2 separate regions of the Homo sapiens genome follow, and region 1 is linked to region 2. A link is a contact called in ENCODE Hi-C or POLR2A ChIA-PET data. All regions are on one chromosome and are shown on one strand. The core of a region is the stretch at or near the end of the contact, and the rest is flanking DNA. Distances in the headings are between cores, read along the strand shown.

Evidence for each region. A loop is a pair of places that touch in the nucleus more often than their neighbours do. ChIA-PET counts read pairs that join two places held with the same protein, here RNA polymerase II (POLR2A). Pooled maps may share reads with other maps.
Region 1: a map of transverse colon shows a loop between it and region 2 (17-fold over the local background). The contact joins two enhancer-like sites. A Hi-C loop is called at or near these places in 1 of 168 maps with a recorded cell type or tissue (transverse colon) and 2 of 50 pooled maps. POLR2A ChIA-PET finds 5 or more read pairs at or near these places in 10 of 52 experiments (A673, CD4-positive, alpha-beta T cell, WTC11 and 6 more).

What each region holds. Positions count from the first base shown.
Region 1 is chr11:113,893,901-113,899,954 of GRCh38, reverse strand. It overlaps a transcript of HTR3B not described here. Among named protein-coding and RNA genes, the nearest start is that of HTR3B, 7.9 kb to the left of the region's middle. RefSeq lists a silencer at 3,981-4,181. Within about 2 kb of position 4,319, at least 2 of the 41 ENCODE cell types and tissues checked have a DNase peak (open chromatin) inside an H3K27ac peak, as active enhancers do.
Region 2 is chr11:113,855,070-113,861,463 of GRCh38, reverse strand. The region is part of intron 1 of USP28 (ubiquitin specific peptidase 28); the gene reads left to right. It also overlaps the pseudogene RNU6-1107P. Among named protein-coding and RNA genes, the nearest start is that of USP28, 17 kb to the left of the region's middle. Within about 2 kb of position 1,648, at least 3 of the 41 ENCODE cell types and tissues checked have a DNase peak (open chromatin) inside an H3K27ac peak, as active enhancers do.

The DNA of each region.
Region 1 (6,054 bases), core at 3,070-5,569, 36 kb before region 2:
GGTAAAAGAAACAAAGACTTAATCTGGGATTTGAATCTGCGATTCTCTTACAGAAGTTCAGGCCAAGCCCATCATTAAGAAAGTACCTGAAAATATATTTCTTTTAGAAGTCCCCACTTCACATCCCCATGAGCCTTTGCACTCTGTTTCTCCATTATTTTCAAGTAAGATATGGCACCTATTAGATCGACCGATGTCTTTTGGAAGAAGCAAGGGGAGAGGGTTTATTATGCAAACATAATAAGGAAGTGTTTATTATGCAAACAGCAACTGAGTTATGCGTCCTTTAAGACTACTAAATAGTTTTTAATTACTGCTATACCAGTAAATCCCATAAATATGCAAATGCAATTAGTTCAAAAAATAGGCCTTAAATATCTTTATTCCTCTCCAACAAAGTTCTTTGAAGTTAATCGCTAACTCTCTTTGTTCACTCCCTTGGCAGTCATGCTAAAATTGACAGGAATTTTGACAGATGTACATATTCGGGGAACCAAATTTTCTGAGCACATCTGGTCAGGCTGGAGGAAAAAAGCAGAAATGGACATTCCAGCCAAACTCAAACATTTAATGAGTAGAGTCCCATATGAAATTTCTGTTACTCCACAGTGTTTTCCTCTGAAATCAATATCAAGCTAACCACAGAGGAGGCACCTCAAGTCCAAAGACACACTCAGCATTCGATTTTCCTCTAGCTTAGAATTTCATTTTTAATAATAATGCACATTTTACGGTCCTTAAAAAGTAAACAAATAAACAAGGGAATGGAGTCCCTCATGGTTCTGGCCTTTCGTGGTTTTTGTGTCATGGTTTTCTATGGGAGGTCATAGAGCATAAGATATAAGGTCCCAGGCCTTCAAGTCAGACTTACCTCATTGTGCATCCTAGCTTCATCGCTTGCTAGATGCTCATGGCCTTGGTCAAACTCCTTACTGCTTCTAAGCCTTAGTTTTCACATCCTTAAAGAGGGTTTAAACAGCATTGAGTTAGTTTTCTACGGCTGCATTAAAAATTACCACAAATTTATGGGCTTAAAACAGCACTCATCTAGCTCACAGTCCTGTAGGTCAAAAGTCCAGGAACAGAATGAACAGATCTGCTCAGGGTCTCACAAGGCTGAAATCATGGTCACGTGCTGGAGCCAGCTCTCACTGATCAAAAAGACCATTGTTTTTTCATTTGTTTCCAGTGATATCAGTTGGTAAATTGAAATCAGTCAGCCAGGAGCAGTGGTTCACACCTTGGAAGCACTTTGGAAGGCTAACTCAGGCAGATCACTTGAGCCCAGGAGTTCAAGACCAGCCTGGCTAACGTAGTGAAACCCTGTGTCTACGAAAACTACAAAAAAATTGCTGGGTATCGTGGTGCGTGCCTGTAGCCCCAGCTAGCTGGGAGGCTGAGGTGGGAGGATCACCTGAGCTTGGGGAGGTCAAGGCTGCAGTGAGCTGTGATTGTGCCACTGTACTCTAGCCTTAGCAACAGAGTGAGGCTCTGCCTCAAAAGAAGAAAGAAAGAAGGAAAGAAAGAAAGAAAGAGAAAAAGAAAGAGAGAGAGAAAAAGAGAAAGAAAGAAAGAGGAAGGAAGGAAGGAAGGAAGGAAGGAAGAAAGGAAGAAAGAAAGAAAGAAAGAAAGAAAGAAAGAAAGAAAGAAAGAAAGAAAGAAAGAAAGAAAGAAAGAAAGGAAGAAAGTCATAATGACAAAATTTGTCACATGGAAATCAGCAAACACTCCCACCAGGACCCCTCCCACCAGCTGTTTTCAAAACATCTAACTACATGCTGTGACCACTCCCTTGATCTTACAAGGCCTCATATATTCCTACATTACAGTACTCATTCAGGTGTGTTATAAGTATTTGTTTACTTTTCTGTCAGTCTAGAATTTGGTGAATACCTTGAAGGTGGAGCAATGTTGTGTTATTCAGCTTTATATCTCCATCGTAGAGCTTGGCACCTAGTAAGTGTTCATTGAGTGTTCCAGAAAGATGGGAGGAAAACAGGGAAGAAAGAATTAACAAATGAACAGAAAAGAATTCTGGCTTATGCCAGAAAGATGATGCCAAGAGGAATCCAGCCTTTTCATAACCACATCCAAGATGAGATACACTCACCACCCATTTCACAAAGGATGGGTGAGAATGACAACTTGGTTCTGAAGCAAGATTGCCTTTATTTGGTTTGCTCCAGAACCAGGGAGCAATTAGTGCAAAAGACAAACATGAGACACCGGTGCAGGCAGATCATGAGTCCCTTTGACTCACTCAGAGTGTACTCCAAGTTCAGAGATTTTACAGTCCTTGGGGGTAAGATGTACCCCAAAAGCTAGAGGAAAATAGAAGGTGGAAGGAACTTGGAGGAACACAGAAGCTTGCTGCTTCTGTTTACGCTCCCAATGACATCAATTCCAAGAAACCGCTTAGTGAGACTACAATATACGACAGACAGTCTTACCCTGTACACTATGTTGTTTAGATCTTCTGCACAGATTATGGGCCTTGAAGTCTTGCTGTGCCAGCACTGGGGGATCTCCCCTGATCTATGGCTCACTGTAGGGCCCCCAACATTTCCATTTAGACCCATTTAGACATTTTCTGGGGAAAGGCAGTCAATTACTGCAGCCAGTGAGATGTTCTGGTTCAGGTGTAAATCTCTGGATATTTCCATCTCTGCTATGACTCAAGATGAGGAAAGATCTTTGATCCTTTAGAAATTTATTTATTTATTCATTCATTCATCCACTTAGTAAGTAGGAAATTGTGATAGACATTGACAATCTATGGATAAGAAAGCTGGGGAGAGGTGGATTGGAGGTGACAGATAAGAAATCTTTGAGAGAAACGCCTATAGATGGATGAACTGGAGAGGACCCAGGCAAAGAAAGGAGCCCAGACTTGGAGTGGGAGTAGGTGGAGGCTTTTCACAAATAGCATTTGTGCTGAGTACTGATATTCATCTGAGTGGGGAGAGGGTGAACGGAGCTCCCAGCAAAAGGAATTGCACATGAAAGGGCTGGAGGTTGAGATGAGAGTGCATGGTGCCTTCTGGGAACGGGGTCGGGGGGAGGGTGCAAGCCTCACTTTGTAAAATTGGGGGAAGATAATTCTAGACTCACATGAGTTGAAAGAATTCAAAAGTTCATGATGCAGAGTGTTGACCGGGGATAAAATAGGAAAGTGAAATATTGTATAAGTCTGTATAAGTGCTGTTATTATAAATCTGTCTCCAAATGGCCTATAGCAATTATTCTAAAATGCACAACAGCTGTATTTGTCCCCCTTCTGCCATTGCTGAAATTTACACTGTCATCGCGCCAGGAGGAAGGCTTGGCACTAATAATAGGCTGGCTGAGTATGGCTGGAGTGTGACAGACCCCTAGTTAGAGCCCAGAAAGACTGAGAGCAGAGTGGGGAACTGTAAAGCTCTGAGGAAATTCGAGTTGGTGGCTGTGAATATAATCAGAGCACCACCTTGTGGTGGCTGTCGTGCCTGCCTTAACCAATTCTGCGCAACCCCAGAAAACTATGCCAACTCATTTTAAGTTTTATTATACAGTGCACTTTCAAATGATTTCAAAGTCATTTCAGGCCTCTCTTCATGTCACCACTATTCGTCTTTGCTGTAAATTCTCCTCTTTGCGTTCACCAGCACCAATCCACACCAACCCATTCGATCTGTTTTCACACAGCTTATGACCGGCCAGTTCCTTCCTCCTACCTCCTTACTGCAATTCTTCCAAACTCTTGGTCCCTAGGAGCTCCCAAGTTTCCTGGGAAACTGACTCAGTAACTTCTTTTTTTCTTTTTCTTTTTCCTGAGACAGGGTCTCGCTCTGTCACCCAGGCTAGAGTGCAGTGGTGTGATCATAGCTCACTTCAGCCTTGACCTCCTGGGCTCAAGTGATCCTCCCACTTCAGCTTCCAGAGTAGCTAGGACTACAAGTAAGTATCACCATGCCTGGCTAATTTTTTTTTTTTTTTTTTAGTTTCCCTATGTTGCCTAGGCTAGTCTTGAACTCCTGGGCTCAACTCCTGAGACGCCTTAGCCTCTCAAATTGTTGGGATCATAGGTGTGAGCTACCATGCCCAGCCTCAGTGACTTTTCACAAATGGCATTTATGCTGAATACTGATATTCAGCTGGGTGAAGAGAGGGTGAACGGGTGAAAGTTACAGTGTAACTTTCCTACTGTCTTCCTAAGAATGGGAATAAGTCTTCTGCACATCTGAAAAGTTATAAACAATATTATTAAAAGCCATATCAGGGATTTACTACGAAGATAGGACCCCAGAGGGACTAACTGCGTCTTCTAGTAGAGTAAAGCTCGTCTCTGGCCACCCAGCGGGCCAGTAACACAGTGTCCTGGTAGGCAGACTGGTGTATCAGGTTTCAGAGGATGCCCCAGGGAACAGGACTAGAAGTATATGAGCTCTTTAAAAGCACAAAGCAGTCGTTTCCATGTTCAGATTATTTAGAGATTATGAAGGCACCAACCCTGCTTTCGATCTGCATACAGTCAAGTGGAGCAGACACAAGTCAATAATCGCAGTAGAGCCACTTAAGTTTTCTAAAAGAGATTTATCAGCAGGTTGCAGGTGAACATGGCCTTGAGATAAATCCTGCCCCTTGTTGAAGTACAGTTTCAGTAGATGGTTCATGGTATTTTAAGAATTGGAATTTTTTAATAAAAATAAAAAAGTTTTGTTTGGTTCTGTTCTAGATTTATTTTTCCTCCTAAATAAATGAGAAAGATGTTTCAACAAAGGTTCTTTATGCTGAATAATTGTGATGCTTGAAGGTGGTAATCTGCTTTGTTTAAGTGGATTTTAAATGTCAGACAATTCTAGACAGTTTTCTCTTGGTCAAATAAAAATTTAATTAAAAGTTAAAAAAATTAAAAGCCATATCAAATTTTAATATTGACAGGAGGGATAAAACTCTGTAACGCTGACTGTCTTAGATTAGGTTTCCCTGAAACATACCTATAATAAGGCTTTGTGTACAAGCAATCAATTTTAGAAATACTCCCAATAGAAATTGGGAAAGGGGAGCGTGGTTTCAGCTTGAACCCTCAGGGAAACTTGACAGTGAAAACCACACAAGGGAAGCTGGCCTGCACACTCTCACTCCCACCTGTCAGCTGTTGGCTAAGGGGAACAGGGAGTGAACTCCCAGATATTTCCTGGTCTTTTCCTGGGCAGACAAAGCTTTAGTAGCCAAGGAGACGTCTCCAACAAAAGTCCTAGGTGTGGGCCTTGGAAGCCACAGTGCAGGGAAGCCAAGAGAGGGAGTGCAGAAGAGGAACGGAGGTCTGAAAAGATCTAGAAAGACCACTATCAGTTTCTGTTTCAGAGACAGCACAGACACACGGGAGGCACTAAGTTTCTTATTCCTTCAGAAGACAATTAAGGCCAGGCATCATGGTATCACGCCTATAATCCCAGCAGTTTGGGAGACAGAGGCGGGTGGATCACTTGAGGTCAGAAGTTCGAGACCAGTGTGGCCAACGTGGCGAAACCCTGTCCCTTTTCTTTCTTTCTTTCTTTCTTTTCTTTTCTTTTTTTTTTTGAGACAGAGTCTTGCTCTGTCACCCAGGCTAGAGTGCAGTGGAGCAATCTCAGCTCACTGCAGCCTCTACCTCCTGGATTCAAGCGATTCTCAAACGTCAGCCTCCTGAGTAGCTGGGATTACAGGCGCCTGCCACCATGCCCGGCTAAATTTTTTATTTTTAGCAGAGATGGGGTTTTGTCATTTGGCCAGACTGGTCTCAAACTCCTGACCTCAAGTGATCCACTTGCCTCGGCCCCCCAAAGTGCTGGAAGTACAGATGTGAGACACACCCAGTCTTGAAACCCTGTCTCTACCAAAAAATACAAAAATTAGCTGGGGTGGTGGCATGCATTTGTAATCCCAGCTACTGGGGAGGCTGAGGCACAAGGACCATTTGAACCCAGGGGGCGGAAGCTGCAGTGAGCAGAGATTGTGCCACTCCACTCCAGCCTGGGCAACAGAGCAAGACTTGGCCCCCCAAAATAACAATAGGCCAGGAGCGGTGGCTCA
Region 2 (6,394 bases), core at 399-2,898:
TTAATGGTTTTTAAAAACTTTAAGCCAGTTAATAAACTCAAACAGGCATTTTCATCATGTACTGACATTTGCATCATTCACAAAAATTATCAAGTAGTCTATTTCAGGGAATTTAGCTGTGTCCACAGAAAGCTGCTGTTTATCTTTTTTAGACAGCCATATTCTTATGGCTACTTTAGGTTTCTATTCCATGAATAAATTGGATCAGCAGGGCATTGTTGCTGGAAGAAAAACTGAAAAAATACCAAGGCTTTTGAGGGCCATTCCTTGTTTTATGGAGGTTGGAAAGGTTAGCAACCATCTCTGTTGTCCAGACAGAGGTGGTTTTTTTTTTTTTTTTGAGGTGTAGTCTCGCTTTGTCGCCCAGGCTGGAGTGGAATGCAGTGGTGCGATCTTGGCTCACTGCAACCTCCACCTCCAGGTTCACGCCAGGTTCTCCTGCCTCAGCCTCCCGAGTAGCTGGGACTACCGGTGCCTGCCACCTCGCCCATCTAATTTTTTGTGTTTTTAGTAGAGACGGAGTTTCACTGTGTTAGCCAGGATGGCCTCGGGCTCCTGACCTCGTGATCTGCCTGCCTCGGCCTCCCAAAGTGCTGGGATTACAGGCATGAGCCACCAAGCCCGGCCCTTATTTTTTTTTTTTTCGAGACACAGTCTTGCTCTGTTGTGCAGGCTGGAGTGCAGCGGTGCAATCTTGGCTCACTTCAAGCTCCGCCTCCCAGGTTCAAGCAATTCCTCTGCCTCAGCCTCCCGAGTAGCTGGGACTACAGGTGCCCGCCACCATGCCTGGCAAATTTTTGTATTTTTTTTTTCTTTAGTAGAGATGGGGTTTCACCATATTGGCCAGGCTGGTCTTGAACTCCTGACCTTGTGATCCGCCTGCCTTCACCTTCCAAAGTGCTGGGATCACAGACATGAGCCACTGCACCTGGCCAGAGTTTTTGGCATTGATACTATATGTTTTCTTTGACTCTTCAGTTGGTTTTGTTTTTGTTTTTTGTTTTTTCTTTTTTTTTTTTTTGCTTCCCTTGGGTACTTAAGTTTTATTTTATAATTGCGAACCAGATCTTTAGCTTTGGAAGGAATTTTATTAGGCACACCTTGGTAGTTCTTTGGAGTAAGGGAACATTTATTAATTATTTACTTAGTTGTAAATTTAGAAATGTCTTTGTAAGACTAGACAATTGATATCAGGAAATATGTGCATCAGAATGATGAAAATAGCATCACTGTTTGAAGGAATGGAATAACCTATAAAGCTTCTCATCACAATGCTAAATTAGGAGTTTTAACGATTAGTAATGAAATATTTTGCATTATTTCATCAGAGAGTTTTAACCTAGTTACTGTGGGATCAGGCCAGGTATTGATTGTTACAGAAACTTGATAGCTTAAGGTTTTTAGTGTCTGAATAATCTTGTTAATTGCTGATTGTGGGTGAGTTGTTTTTGCTCTAAGAAAATCTCCTTCCTGAGAAGTGGGCTAGATTGCACCAAAACCACTGAGTAGCAGTGAGGTCAAAAAGCTTGAGTTCCTTCCTGGTAAAGGTTTGTGTTTGCCTGTCTTTCTTTACTGCCTCTGGGCAAGAAAAGGGAGTACTTTTTGTTTTGTGAAAACAATGTGAATTTAGCTCAGGAAATGCAAACCTGTTGGCTCTTGCAAGTTATTTGACTTCATTGTGAGAGGAGTACAGGCTTTGTCTTGTCTCCTTGTTGGGTGTGTACTTTACATATAGCAAGGTAGAGTGAAGTTAATATTTAAATCCTCTTTCTGTGAAGTTCAGGTGAAGTGAGTTAGTAATATGGTAGGATCCTGATGGGTTTAGTGTTACTGTAAAATTAATATTTATATAAATATATATATATAGTACGAGGATTTGGAGTGCGGGTTCTGTTAAGAACTTTAGCTAAATCTTTACAAGACTGGGTCATGTCATAGCATTTGTATATGTATATAAATAATGCATGTGAAATTTGTTATTCATACCATACTCTTTACATTTTATTTTTATTTTTAAATTATGGAACACTTCATGAATTTGCATGTTATTCTTGCACAGGGTCCATGCTAATCTCTGTATTGTTCCAATTTTAGTTAATGTACTGCTCAAGCAAGCACTTAGACCCTTAATAGCTATGTGTTTTATAGCTATCTTTGATTTAGCTTTTAATTCAAGTCATTTGATGATAAATAGATTTTGTAAACCTTAATTTCCTAACGTGTGCAATGCCTGCCTTTGTTATTAGGATTACATGCATGTAAGGTGCCTGTTTCCTGTCATATGTTAAGCCAGGTATGGTGATGTGTGCCTGTAGTCCCAACAACCTGGAAGGCTGTGGTGGGAGGATCCTTTGAGTCCAGCAGTTAGGCCAGCCTGGTCAACATAGCGAGACCCCCATTTCCAAAAAGAAAAAAAAATTAAAGTAGTTGTTCAATAAATGTTAGTTCTCATTATTATCAGCACTGTCCTATGGATGATTCAAATTAGGCAGTGTACTGCATGATTCTTCCTTTAAAGAAGGCAAGAATTTCATATTTAAAACAATTAGAGAACAGGCCTGGCCCGGTGGCTCATGCCTGTAATCCCAACACTTTGGGAGGCCGAGGTGGGTGGATCACTTGAGGTAAGAGTTTGGGACCAGCCTGGCCAACATGATGAATCCTCATCTCTACTAAAAATACAAAAATTAGCTAGGCGTGGTGGTGGGTGCCTATAATCCCAGCTGCTCAGGTGGCTGAGGCAGGAGAATCGCTTGAACCCAAGAGGTGGAGTTTGCAGTGAGCTGAGATTGCGCCGCTGCGCTCCAGCCTGGGTGACAGCAAGACTCCGTCTCAAAAAAAATTAAAATAAAATAAAACAATTAGAGAACCACATGATGAGGAATATCAAGTGAAGACAGGGAGCCACATTCAGTCACAGGCGTATTCATTTCCTTAACATGGGAGATGAGAAAGGGGAGAGAACAGTATGGGCCAGAGTTCTTAGAAGGACTTCATATGGAGGAGGTAAGACAAATATAACCCCTGAATGTAGTTGGCATACCATAGTTTAATAATGTAGGTGGTATTACTAGTGATTTTAGGAGCAACAGTCTATGCATGAGAGAATGAGTTTGCAGTAAGGAACTGAGAGGAGAAAAGGTGGAACAGGCTAAGGGGGGATCAGGTAATGGTCTTTGAATGACAAGATGAGGAATTTGGATTTGAATTTCCATGTAGAACATTGTTGTTGGAGCTATACAAAATTATTTTACATAGTTGTCATCTCTACCCAGTAGCCTTTAAAAAAAGGTCACTAGGCCAGGTGCAGTGGCTCACGCCTGTAACCCCAGTACTTTGGGAGGCTGAGACAGGTGGATCACTTGAGGCCAGAAGTTTGAGACCAGCCTGGCCAACATGGAGAAACCCCATGTCTACTAAAAATAGGAAAACTAGCTGGGCGTGGTGGTGGGCACCCGTAGTCCCAACTACTCGGGAAGCTGAGGTGGGAGAGTCACCTGAGCCTGGGATGCCGAGGCTGCAGTGAGCTAAGATTGTACCATGCTATTGCACTCCAGTCTGGGCCACAGAGCGAGACCCTGTCTCAAAAAAAAAAGGAAACGAAAGAGTTTATTTTCCTTTCCTGATTGTGTTATCCCAGATATATTGATGTCCACTGCTACCTATTACAAAATGGAGAAAGAGGAATGGTAATATTACAGTGTAACTGACTTTAATCCAAGGTCAAATGTAAATAATTAGTAAATTAGTATTTGGATACTATATTTCATTGATTCACATTTATTTGGCATTCTGAGATCTCTGAGATCAAGATGTTCTTAACATTTTTACTATCATCCAAGTAGCAGATGTGATGTTGTCATTGTCTGCACTTGTATGAACCTGGTCATAGCTGTTACTATTGTTATAACAACAGTTGACAGTCTGTTAGTACCACATGGTTTACTTGCCATTGCGTATGTCACTTAAAAATTTACACTGTGATTCAACATTGAGATTAAAACAAAACAAAAAAACCAAAAAACCTGTGTATGAAGAAAGGCATGGAAGCAGAATGGCGGGGTATAAATTTGATTTTATATGAAGCAAAATATTTACCTTTGGAGGAATGTTTACAGTTTCAGATTTTCTTGCAAAGCTACAGTCAAGTGCTTTATGCAACCCAGAAGGGAAGATAGCATAAATGTATTATGCTGTGTTAAGTTTTGTTGCCGAGAAATATGTGAAAGAATTGCCTATCACATGCCAAGCAGTGCACCTGGAAGCAGGGGAAATTGCTGTATTCCTCAACATAAATGAAAAAGTTCAGAGATTTAAGAAGCTAGTGTGACTTATTTATATGTCTCCCAGGACTGCCGTGAAGACATTGTGTCATAGTTCAAGTGGCAGCAGTTTTCCTTTCTTTGTTTTCAACCGATGGCACCTTAGATTTAGTCAAATGTAATATTTACCTCTCTACTTCTGATGATAGCTGGTTTAGAACAGATTGCACTACTAAGTAATCAAACTTGTGATTGTATAAGGACAAGCAGATTTTTAAAATAAACTTGTTAGGGTGCAAAGATCAAGGTCAAAATATAAAAATAGGCTGGGTGTGGTGGCTCACACCTGTAATCCTAGCACTTTGGGAGGCTGAGGCAGGAGAATCGCTTGAACCCGGGAGTCGGAGGTTGCAGTGAGCCGAGATTGCTCCATTGCACTCCAGCCTGGGCGACACAGTGAGACTCTGTCTCAGAAATAAATAAATAAATAAAAATAAATAAAACATACAAGAATAAGATATTTGCGTTTTTTTGCATTAGATAGGTATTCTTGCCTATCTTTTTGTCTTCTCAGATACAGCGTGGTATAGTGCATCCCTTATCAGCAGTAACTTTGTGTAAAGTTAATCTCTCTGTGCCTCAGCTTTTTGTAGGACAGGCGTAATACCTATGTCATAGGTCTGTTATGAGGGTTCAGTGAGTTAAATTAGTTAATACTTGCTAAGTGTTTATAGCAGCACCTGGCTAAAAGTAAGCAGTATATGTTAGCTATTACTTTTTACTGGATTATTTTCTCTGAATCATAAATGTTAATTTTTATACAGAATAATTCCCAATGAAGATGGGATTATCCCATTGTTACCTTCTTGACGCTAGTTTGGTATTAATATACTACTGATTCCCCCTCTCGATTATTCCACCCTTTTTTGGGTATATTGATGTTGATCTTTTAGAAAATTATGTGTGATTTGTGTGAGATACATAGATTCATACCGCTTTTATACAGTAAAATCAAATGGAATTAGAATTAGTTTAAAACAACTAGTATTTAATTTTTCTAAAAATTACATGCTTGCGATTTTAGTTTTTGCTCAGGCTGAATCTGGATACCTTTTAGTATGATAATCACTCTCCCAGTGCACAGGCAATGACTGGAGTTGACAAGACTCATAGCGTGAAAGTCTGCTGGTCTCAGCAGGGTAGGATTCCATTTGTAGCCTATGACTATAGTCTGACTACAGCAGAACGACTGTTGGTGCTTCTTTGAGGACTTTATTTATTTATTTATTGAGACGGAGTTGTGCTCTTGTTGCCCAGGCTAGAGTTGCAATGCCGCGATCTTGGCTCACTGCAACCTCCACCTCCTGGGTTCAAGCAATTCTCCTGCCTCAGCCTCCTGAGTAGCTGGGATTACAGGCACGTGCCACCACGCCCAACTGATTTTGTATTTTTAGTAGAGACGGGGCCATGTTGGTCAGGCTGGTCTCGAACTCCCAACCTCAAGTGATCTGCCCACCCTGGCCTCCCAAAGTGCTGGGATTACAGGCATGAGCCACCATGCCCGACCTCTTTAGGACTTTAGAGGGATGTTTCAGTTAGTTATTTCTAGTTGTGTAATACTTTAGTGTTGCATTGGGCCCACAGCTGTTGAAGAACATAAGATACTGTTTCTATTATAGCTGGGAGTAAATGTAGGCTATCTCTCTGAGACATACTACTAACTTAATTTAAGCATAACCTTAGGAATGGTATAAATTAGATTTCTTGTTGCTGAATTAATTTCGAACTACTTTGTTTTCAACATTCATCTAAAAAGATCATTGTGTCTCAAGTTGGGCCAGCCAGTTGTTTAGATTGAGCTGTACTTGCAAATCGGTGTTTTGTATTGTCTTTGTGTAAAACAGGATAAAATGATAGAGTGAAGATGTTAAGGCTGAAGGGGTTGTAAACTGATTTTGTGTTAGCTGGAAGTTAACAATTTAGGTTTTTCCATGATTTAGGTTAATGAAGAGAAAACATTTCATACTTTATACCCTTTGAAATTATGTATTTAATTGAGAAAATTCTAGCTTTAGCTGTACTTTTTAATTAGTCAAACACAGAGTTTTAAATATGTTGGTGTTATCATTGGT